3 separate regions of the Mus musculus genome follow, and regions 1 and 3 are each linked to region 2. A link is a loop called in an ENCODE intact Hi-C map of the cell type or tissue named here. Cell type or tissue: left cerebral cortex. All regions are shown on one strand.

The links. A loop is a pair of places that touch in the nucleus more often than their neighbours do. Peaks named below come from ENCODE experiments on the same cell type or tissue, not always from the same donor. Only the 100,000 strongest peaks of a DNase experiment are listed, where the experiment ranks them.
Region 1: a loop joins it to region 2, with 2.7 times the contacts of the local background. A loop is called at or near these places in 11 of 42 quality-filtered maps.
Region 3: a loop joins it to region 2, with 2.2 times the contacts of the local background. A loop is called at or near these places in 9 of 42 quality-filtered maps.

Annotation. Positions count from the first base shown.
Region 1 is chr11:102,266,497-102,268,996 of GRCm38, reverse strand. It overlaps Asb16 (ankyrin repeat and SOCS box-containing 16), which reads right to left and starts at 246. Exons shown (of 5, transcript NM_148953.3): 1 at 1-246. The coding sequence starts at 174. In left cerebral cortex, a CTCF peak has its summit at 1,351 (motif pointing right); a DNase peak (open chromatin) is centred at 1,364.
Region 2 is chr11:102,155,459-102,157,958 of GRCm38, reverse strand. Tmem101 (transmembrane protein 101) reads left to right here and starts at 1,552. Exons shown (of 4, transcript NM_029649.2): 1 at 1,552-1,751; 2 at 2,055-2,235. The coding sequence starts at 1,615. In left cerebral cortex, a CTCF peak has its summit at 1,253 (motif pointing right); DNase peaks (open chromatin) are centred at 1,564 and 2,096; H3K4me3 peaks cover 1,327 bases; H3K27ac peaks cover 635 bases.
Region 3 is chr11:102,221,972-102,224,471 of GRCm38, reverse strand. The region is part of intron 2 of Hdac5 (histone deacetylase 5); the gene reads left to right. Among named protein-coding and RNA genes, the nearest start is that of Mir8101, 6.9 kb to the left of the region's middle. In left cerebral cortex, a CTCF peak has its summit at 1,127 (motif pointing right); DNase peaks (open chromatin) are centred at 1,138 and 2,475; H3K27ac peaks cover 413 bases.

The DNA.
Region 1 (2,500 bases), 110 kb before region 2:
GTCTCGGCAGGAGCGGCGAGGCCTAAGGAGCTGGGCCTGGGGACAAGGGAGGTCCCTGTGCCTGCGGCACTGCTGGGCAGCAGCTCTCCTCCTGTCCTCCCAGTCCAGCCACTCTCTCTGCAGGCGGAGAGCACGCAGTGTGGAGGATGTGAAAGGAAAGCTCTCCCCTGCCATGAGGGGTCCAGTGGTCTGGGCAGTGCCACCTAGGCAGAGAATCGTTCCTTGTCCCAGCTAGCACCTTGCTCTGGGGAGCCACCCTGCCCCCTTCTTGGTAAGCTGGAGAAACAGCTGAGGCTATAAATAGGCCCCTCACTGCATTGGTAAACAGTTTGCCTAGAGTCATGATCTTAATGCAGATGGTATTGGGCCAGCCTCTGACCCTGCTGGTACCCTTTTGTTGGTCAACAGGGCCTCAGCCAAAGGTCACTCCTGGACCCCACTTCTCTGGAGTGAGCCTTCTAGTCAAAGCAGTCAACCATGAGATGGGTGGGCAGGACAGGGTAGAGGAAGGACCAGGGTCCTGCAGCCTCTGAAGTATTGGCTGGTAAAAAGGGTAGAAGCCCAGGATGGCCCATAGACCTCAGTCTGGGGAAGTGGAGAGAGCTTCCAAGAAGCCAAACCACTCTTCCTGAATTTGAAATAACAGCAACCACTGCACACACACACCATGCTTTCTAGAACTGAAATCACTCTCAGATCCATCTCTACTCAGATGACCAGTCAGTGTTGTAATACAAGACAGATTTGGTCAGGAAATGAGGCCAAGCTAAGAATTTCAGTTCAGCACCTGAGATGGATAGAGACTTACAGGACGTAAGGTTTTGTTGTTGGCAGTGCTGCTGTTTTTGTTTTTTGAGACAGGGTTCCTCTGTGTAGTCCTGGCTGTCCTGAAACTAGCTCTGTAGACCAGACTGGCCTTGAACTCAGCGATCCACTTCCCTTTGCCTCAGGAATGCTGGGATTAAAGGGATACACTACCACACCTGGGTGGAATTTAAGTCTTAAAAAGGTAAAACTGACTCAAAGTTACATAGCTTGTGGGGGTGTGCCAAGGCCTCCAGTGGGCCACACTTTAGATAAGTACCCTAGAGGGTAGTGCTATGTTGGGTAGACAGTTGAGCAAATCCTCTTCTTGTCCCCTCATGCCGAAACTGGGCACGGTCTCTACCTTCAGTGACTAGTTTTTTTTTTCCCTCCCTGGTTTCTAGGGGAATCACGTGCCTGACTGCGGATGTGTCCAGGGATTTGACCTTGGAAGTGGAGACTGAAGGGATGAGACTTTTGGGAAACTACGCCCCATTCGCTTTAGGAGGAAATGGCTGTACTTCCAGGAGCCTCTAGGGGGAGGAATGAGGCCGCGGAAACAACAACAGCTGGTCGATTAGCTGGCAGGGGAGGGTGGAGGGATGTCAGCGGGCTTCTGTCTTCAAGACTGCAGGCTCTGCAGTGTCTTGGCAATGCCATGTGGGTCCCTCCTTGCTCCCGGTGCTTGCTCCCACCCACTCTCCAGCAACCTTCTCCTCCTCTGTATCTCTCACTTCCCCCTGGCCGCAGGCTCCCACACAGAATGTCTCTCCTACAGTTTTGTCCTCAGCTTCAGTTCCTAGCCTCCAGCCTGGATGGGTCTAGCCTGTGTCTCCTTCCTCTGACCACACTCAGCCCTGTCACAATCACCTATCCAAGAAGGTCACTTTTCCTTAAAAATGTCTGCAGTTTGGCTCAGGCTCTTCCAGAGAAATCCCGAATCCCTGGTCTGGCCCCATGCCACACAGCATTCTCACCAGGTCCTTTACCCTTCCCTGCTGTCCCAGTGGCTTGGGGTCTCCTAACTCACCCATTCAAGGCACTCTGCTGTGTGGAGGTGTGCCTGCAGTAGCTACTCAACTAGAAGGCCATCGGATGGGTTTGGCAAAGTACCCATGCCAGAGACATCATTCTACCATGCTAAATGTGGGTTCTGGGGCAGGCCCTGGCATGGTCGGTCTTGACACAATGTTTAGGAGCCCTTGGCTCATGGCAGGCTGGCCTCTCTGAACATTGAATGAAGGTCCCTATTCTCTGCCAGAACAAACACTCACCCACCACCCAGAGTGGGTGGCAGTGACCTGGGCCTTTTCCGGCACGTCCCTCACCCTCTGTTCAGTCAGTCTGTGCTTGGCCCCAGCTTCTTGGTGGTGTTCCAGGGAGGGGGTCCCAGATGAAGAGTGAGATCATGCCTAGTGAGGGTTTGAAGATCCTCAGAGAAAGGCACCTCTATGGACGCAGCTATGATTAACCCCACTGGAAGCCATACCATGTTTTAATTGCCCCGCTGACTGCCTAGCGGAGCACCCACAGCTGAGTTCCCAGGGTTGGGAGTGTGGCAAAGCTGGGTGGGGTCGAGGAGGGCCAAAGTGGTGGGTGTCCCTTCGCTCCCCAGGCATCTAACAGTCAGAGCCTAACCTCTGCCCTGCTTTCTTGCCTCAGCAGCCTGAAAAGTACTCACTACAGCTTTGTCCCT
Region 2 (2,500 bases):
GGTAGCTGAAGAGACTGATAAAGTATAACTCCTTGGAAAGTGATTCTGTTCTGTGGACTTGTCTTATGGCATAGGACGGATAGATAGAGGCAGACAAAATAGCCTCTAACCCGGGCCTTTTTTCATTCCCCTTGTCTATTATCCATGCCCAATTTGTATCTACACAGTCCTATTTCCCAGTTCTTTGATATACTTAGTCTTTGTTTAAAGAAAGAGGAGGAGGAGGAGGAGGAGGAGGAGGAGGAGGAGGAATGTGAGATGAGCATGGTGACTTTAATTCTAGCACTCAGGAGGCACAGGCAGGCAGAGCTGTAGGTTTAATATTTAATGATGGTTCTTAAATGCTTTAACCTCCCTTTTAGCCAACCACCCACCAGAGTTAGGGAAAGAAAGGATATGGGGGAGGTGGACATGTTTAGAAAGGTTCTTGGGAGCAACTCCCATCTGTGTTGTATGGATACGTAGGTCTCTCCTCTTTTCTTAGGAGACAAAAGCAGCAAGACCAAAAGAGAGGTGACTTAGAGACAAGAGGACTCCTTACTTTAAAAGTTCGGCCAAAGACAGCAAAGACAGAGAATTCTCTCTGGGGTCTGTATCACACCCTTTTATGGGACCCTTATTATCTGCCAAACCACCTTTGCTACATTTAAGTCTCCCAGCAGTGATGAGGTGGAAAGCCATTATCCCCATCTCACACTTGAGTCTCCATTTAGATGACACAGGATCGGTTTTCAGCTTGGAGTCCAGGTCTGGTTATGTCCAGAGTCGGTTGCTTCCATACATCAAGCTGTGTTCCAGGATTTCTGATGTTTCAACCCCATGCTCCTTGCTCCTGTCCCATTTTGAGAGTACAAAGAACACCGGCTTTTGTTTCAGAGATCCTGACTTCAGTCCCCAGCAACCTTAGTGGCTCACAACCATCTATGATAGGATCTGATGCCCCTTTCTGTCATGCAGGCATACATGTAAATAGAATATTCATATACATAAATAAACAAATCAGAGCTGGAGAGATGGCTCAGCACTTAAGAGCACTGACTTCCAGAGGTCCTGAGTTGAATTCTCAGCAACCACATGATGGTATACAACCAACTGTAATGAGATCTGATGCCCTGATGGTGTGTCAGAAGACAGCGACAGTACACTCATAAATAAAATAAATAAAAATTCTTAAAAAAATAAACAAGTGGTCTATATTTTGTTTTTAATGTATGAGTGTTCTGTTTTCACGTACACCGGTATGCCAGAAGAGGGCATCAGATCCCTTTAAAGACGGTTGTAAACCACCTTGTGGTTGCTGGGAATTGAACTCAGGAGCTCTGGAAGAGCAGCAGTGTCCTTAACCGCTGAAACATCTCACCAGCCCCTAAACAAATCTTTTCTTTTTAAAGGGAAAGAAAGGGCAAATTGAAGCTCTGAGTTCTCTTCATGGGGAGCGTTCAGAAAGGCTGACTCCTCCTTCTAGAACACATTTTTCCCACCCGGAACTAGGGAGCAAGAGCTTTGTTTCCCGACGAAAAGAAAAACAGTCAGGGACCGGAAGTTGCCTGTATCATTCCCCGCTGCTGGTCTCCCGGACCCGGCTGAGGCCGTAGCGGACTGCCCTTTCCCAAGATGGCTTCGAAGATTGGATCGAGACGCTGGATGCTGCAGCTGATCATGCAGCTGGGTTCCGTGCTGCTCACGCGCTGCCCCTTTTGGGGCTGCTTCAGCCAACTTATGTTGTACGCTGAAAGGGCCGAGGCGCGCCGGTGAGCGCGCCCACGAAGTCGTCGAATGCGGTGGGGGGCGGTCCGACCTGTCCCAGGAACTGGGGTGCGGTGATGTTGGGGCCCAGAAGTCGGGATACTTAGACTGGGAGGAATTGGTACTCAAACAGGTTGGAAGATGCTCTCTTTCGATTGTACGGCCATTACTGATGTGGCGGCGGCTCCGGCAGTGAGAAGGATCTCGGGTTTTTGGGGGGCAGTGGCGATTGCAGGAACTTACAGAGGTCCCCAGATACTTACTCTCTATTCATTCTGTCCTCCTTGTTCCCTACACTCGATCCACAGGAAGCCCGACATCCCAGTGCCTTATCTATATTTCGACATGGGGGCAGCTGTGTTGTGTGCTAGCTTCATGTCCTTCGGAGTGAAGCGGCGTTGGTTTGCGTTGGGCGCCGCGCTGCAGCTAGCCATCAGCACCTACACCGCTTACATCGGGGGCTATGTCCACTACGGGGACTGGCTAAAGGTGAGCACGGGGACTCTAGACGAGATTTAGCTATGGGAAGGAGCTGAAGGTTCCTGATGTATGTGGTGGGCATGTATGGTACTCCTGAACTTGAAGCCCGGGAAAACTGAGGTACTAGGTTTGCAGCAGTTTTGTGGCAATCATTACAGACCACAGACGTGTCAGACCCATAGAGACCACACCGACCTCCCTTGTAGACTGTGAAAAGGGAGGTCCAGAGATGGAAAATGGACTCTCCCAAAATCATGCCACAGTGTATGGAAGG
Region 3 (2,500 bases), 67 kb before region 2:
TGAGATGGAGGTGTGACTTTCCCTGGGTAGCCTGGGACAGTGTTGGAAGCGTTTTCCTGGAGACAGCTCGTGCTACTTCTCGTGGTGATGGCTTTTTCCTGTGCTGTACCTTTTTCCTGGTGGAGCTTTAAAGAGCCCAATGCCTTAGGCTATACAGTGTAGGGATAGGAGTGGGGTTATGTGTTTGTAGAAGAGTCTTGGCTCTTTGCTGAGTGTAAGGAGATGACCTTCTTCCTCTTGGTGGATTCTTGTGTTGGGGGTCTTTGACTCCCATTTCCCATTCCTTTCTGCTAGGACCTTGCTGGGTGCTGCCAGGAATAGTCTGTGGGTGGGACACAAGGTAGCTCTGTTTGGGTGTGTCCCGACGAGTGTGCCTATGAGGGTGTGTCCAAATGACTTGAGCCGGACCCTCAGGAGTTCCCCAGAAGGTCGCAAGTTAGCATGGTCGGAGTAATCGCTGTCTCTTGCCCCTAGCTGTCTCCTTGTAAACAGTCTGAGATGGTCAGTGCCTCTCCTGCTGTATCCCGCCCAACCCTAGCCCTTCCCAGCACTGCCTGGTCCTGTATCTTTTTCTGCAAGCATGGTTAGATGGATATTTTCTAGAGAAAAGAAGGATGAGGGGATTGGATAAGAACTGAGCTGCAAGAAGCAGGGAGGGACCCAGCCCCACACTGGGGAGAGCCGTTCCCCAGCTGTCTTCTCACTGCTTTTGTATTTCCCACTGGGGTCTTCCTGCCCTCGCCTTCATTCAAACCCCTAAGGGTCGCACCAGGTGGGCTCTGGAGCTCTGGCTTCCTGTCTCATCCTCTGGTCATCAAAGGGACAGGAAGAGGCCTGATGACTATCCATCGGTCCCTCAGCTCTGCTCTTCTATCAGACAGGCAGAGGCTGCCCAGGGACATCTGTTGGTAGCTTGGGGAGGACATTTCCCAGCTATAGGGGTTCTTGCTCTTGCAGCGAGTTTCTAGGGCTGTGTTCTAGTCACTGATGGTCCAGGTTCTCCTCGTAACCATCCTGCCTGAGCTGGGTGGGAGCGGGCTGTAGCTGGAGATCTCTGCTAGCTTGGCAGCTTCTGAGCTCTGGTAGGATAGGTATTCTTGGTGACCTGTCTCTTGGCTGGCTTTCCAGCTGCCCCCAGCAGGGGGAGATGCTGTCTTTTCCGTGTATGGGAGGGAGAAAGAGAGAGGGGCACAGGATATAGAACTATATTTTAAGACTGTTGAGTCTTGTGCCGAGAGGTGACCTGCTGTGGATCTTCCCTTAGTTTTTTTCTACAGCTCCGGGGCTGGTTATTCTAGTGGGGTCCAGCTGCCCTGTGGCATGGAGACAACCGGTCTGCACACAGCTTTTACTCTTTGAAGGGGCTCAGCATCTGTTCTCCAAGTTCAGCTGGCATCTGGGTTGGGGCTTCCTCCGATGCCCTGAAGCCTGGAAGAAGCTGGAATTCCACAATAATAAAGTGACTTTGTTTTCAGAGCACATAGGTGTCCACAGCAAAGTGGACACCTTGCAGAAGGCCCTAAGAAAGATTGGGAGCCCCAGGACAGGTTACAGACAGGAGGGGGTGACGAGTATGACCGATCTCTCCCCACATCCTGGCTCATTCGGTCCTCCCTTCTTAGGGCATACAGCCGCAGGGCAAGCACAGCAGGGCACTTTCTCTCTCTTCCCTGGTTCCTCTCAGCATAAGAACAACTTTTTCTTTTTTTTTTTTTTTTGAGGCTGGCCTGTGGTGGACCAAAAGACAGGAAATGGTCCATCCCTTCAGTCGTAGCCAAAAAGTCAGCATGCAAGTTCCTGCTAAGGTGTGGCAGGTGGAGACGGAGCAGTTAGCTTCTGGGCCCACCACTTTGGCCAGTGGGCATTCTCTCTTTATATCTCTGGGCTGGGCTACATGCTAGTACTTGACCTGTCTACCTCTCTGGCCATCTGAGGAACTCTGCTCCCTGGAAGAGGCCAGTCTGTTTCCCTCTACCTTTTTCTTTAGGCGGGGTGGGGGTGGGGTGGGGTGCAAATGGGGTGAGGGGTTCTTTATTTTTTCTGGAGCCAGTCCTGTGTGTACGTTCCCCAGCATGGGGTTAATGATGGCTAGGATTTGTAGCAGCTTTGACTTGGAAGAGCCTCCCTGGGACCTAGGACCTCAACTGCCCTGGTTGTACCCTGTTCTCAGGGCCATGGCTTAGAGAAGGACAGGAATGTGGCCTGCCACGTGATCCCATCTAGATGTTTGTTGGTGGGGCCCTGGAGAAGGCATCTAGGTTCCTTCTGCCCTGCGTGGGAGGAAGATGAACCGCATGATAGCACCTGTCTGCCCAGCACCTCCTAGCGCCCTCTATACTTTCTCTCCTTTCCTTTCCCAGGAGGGAGGGCGACTGCCCCCTCCCTTTGGGGTGACCAGAGAAACTGGGGCATGGGTGTGGGGTGGAGCCAGGAACCTTGGCGTCCTGTCTCCCTGCCTCAGGCTCTGCTACCGAGCCCCTGGGAGGGCAGGCAGCCAGCC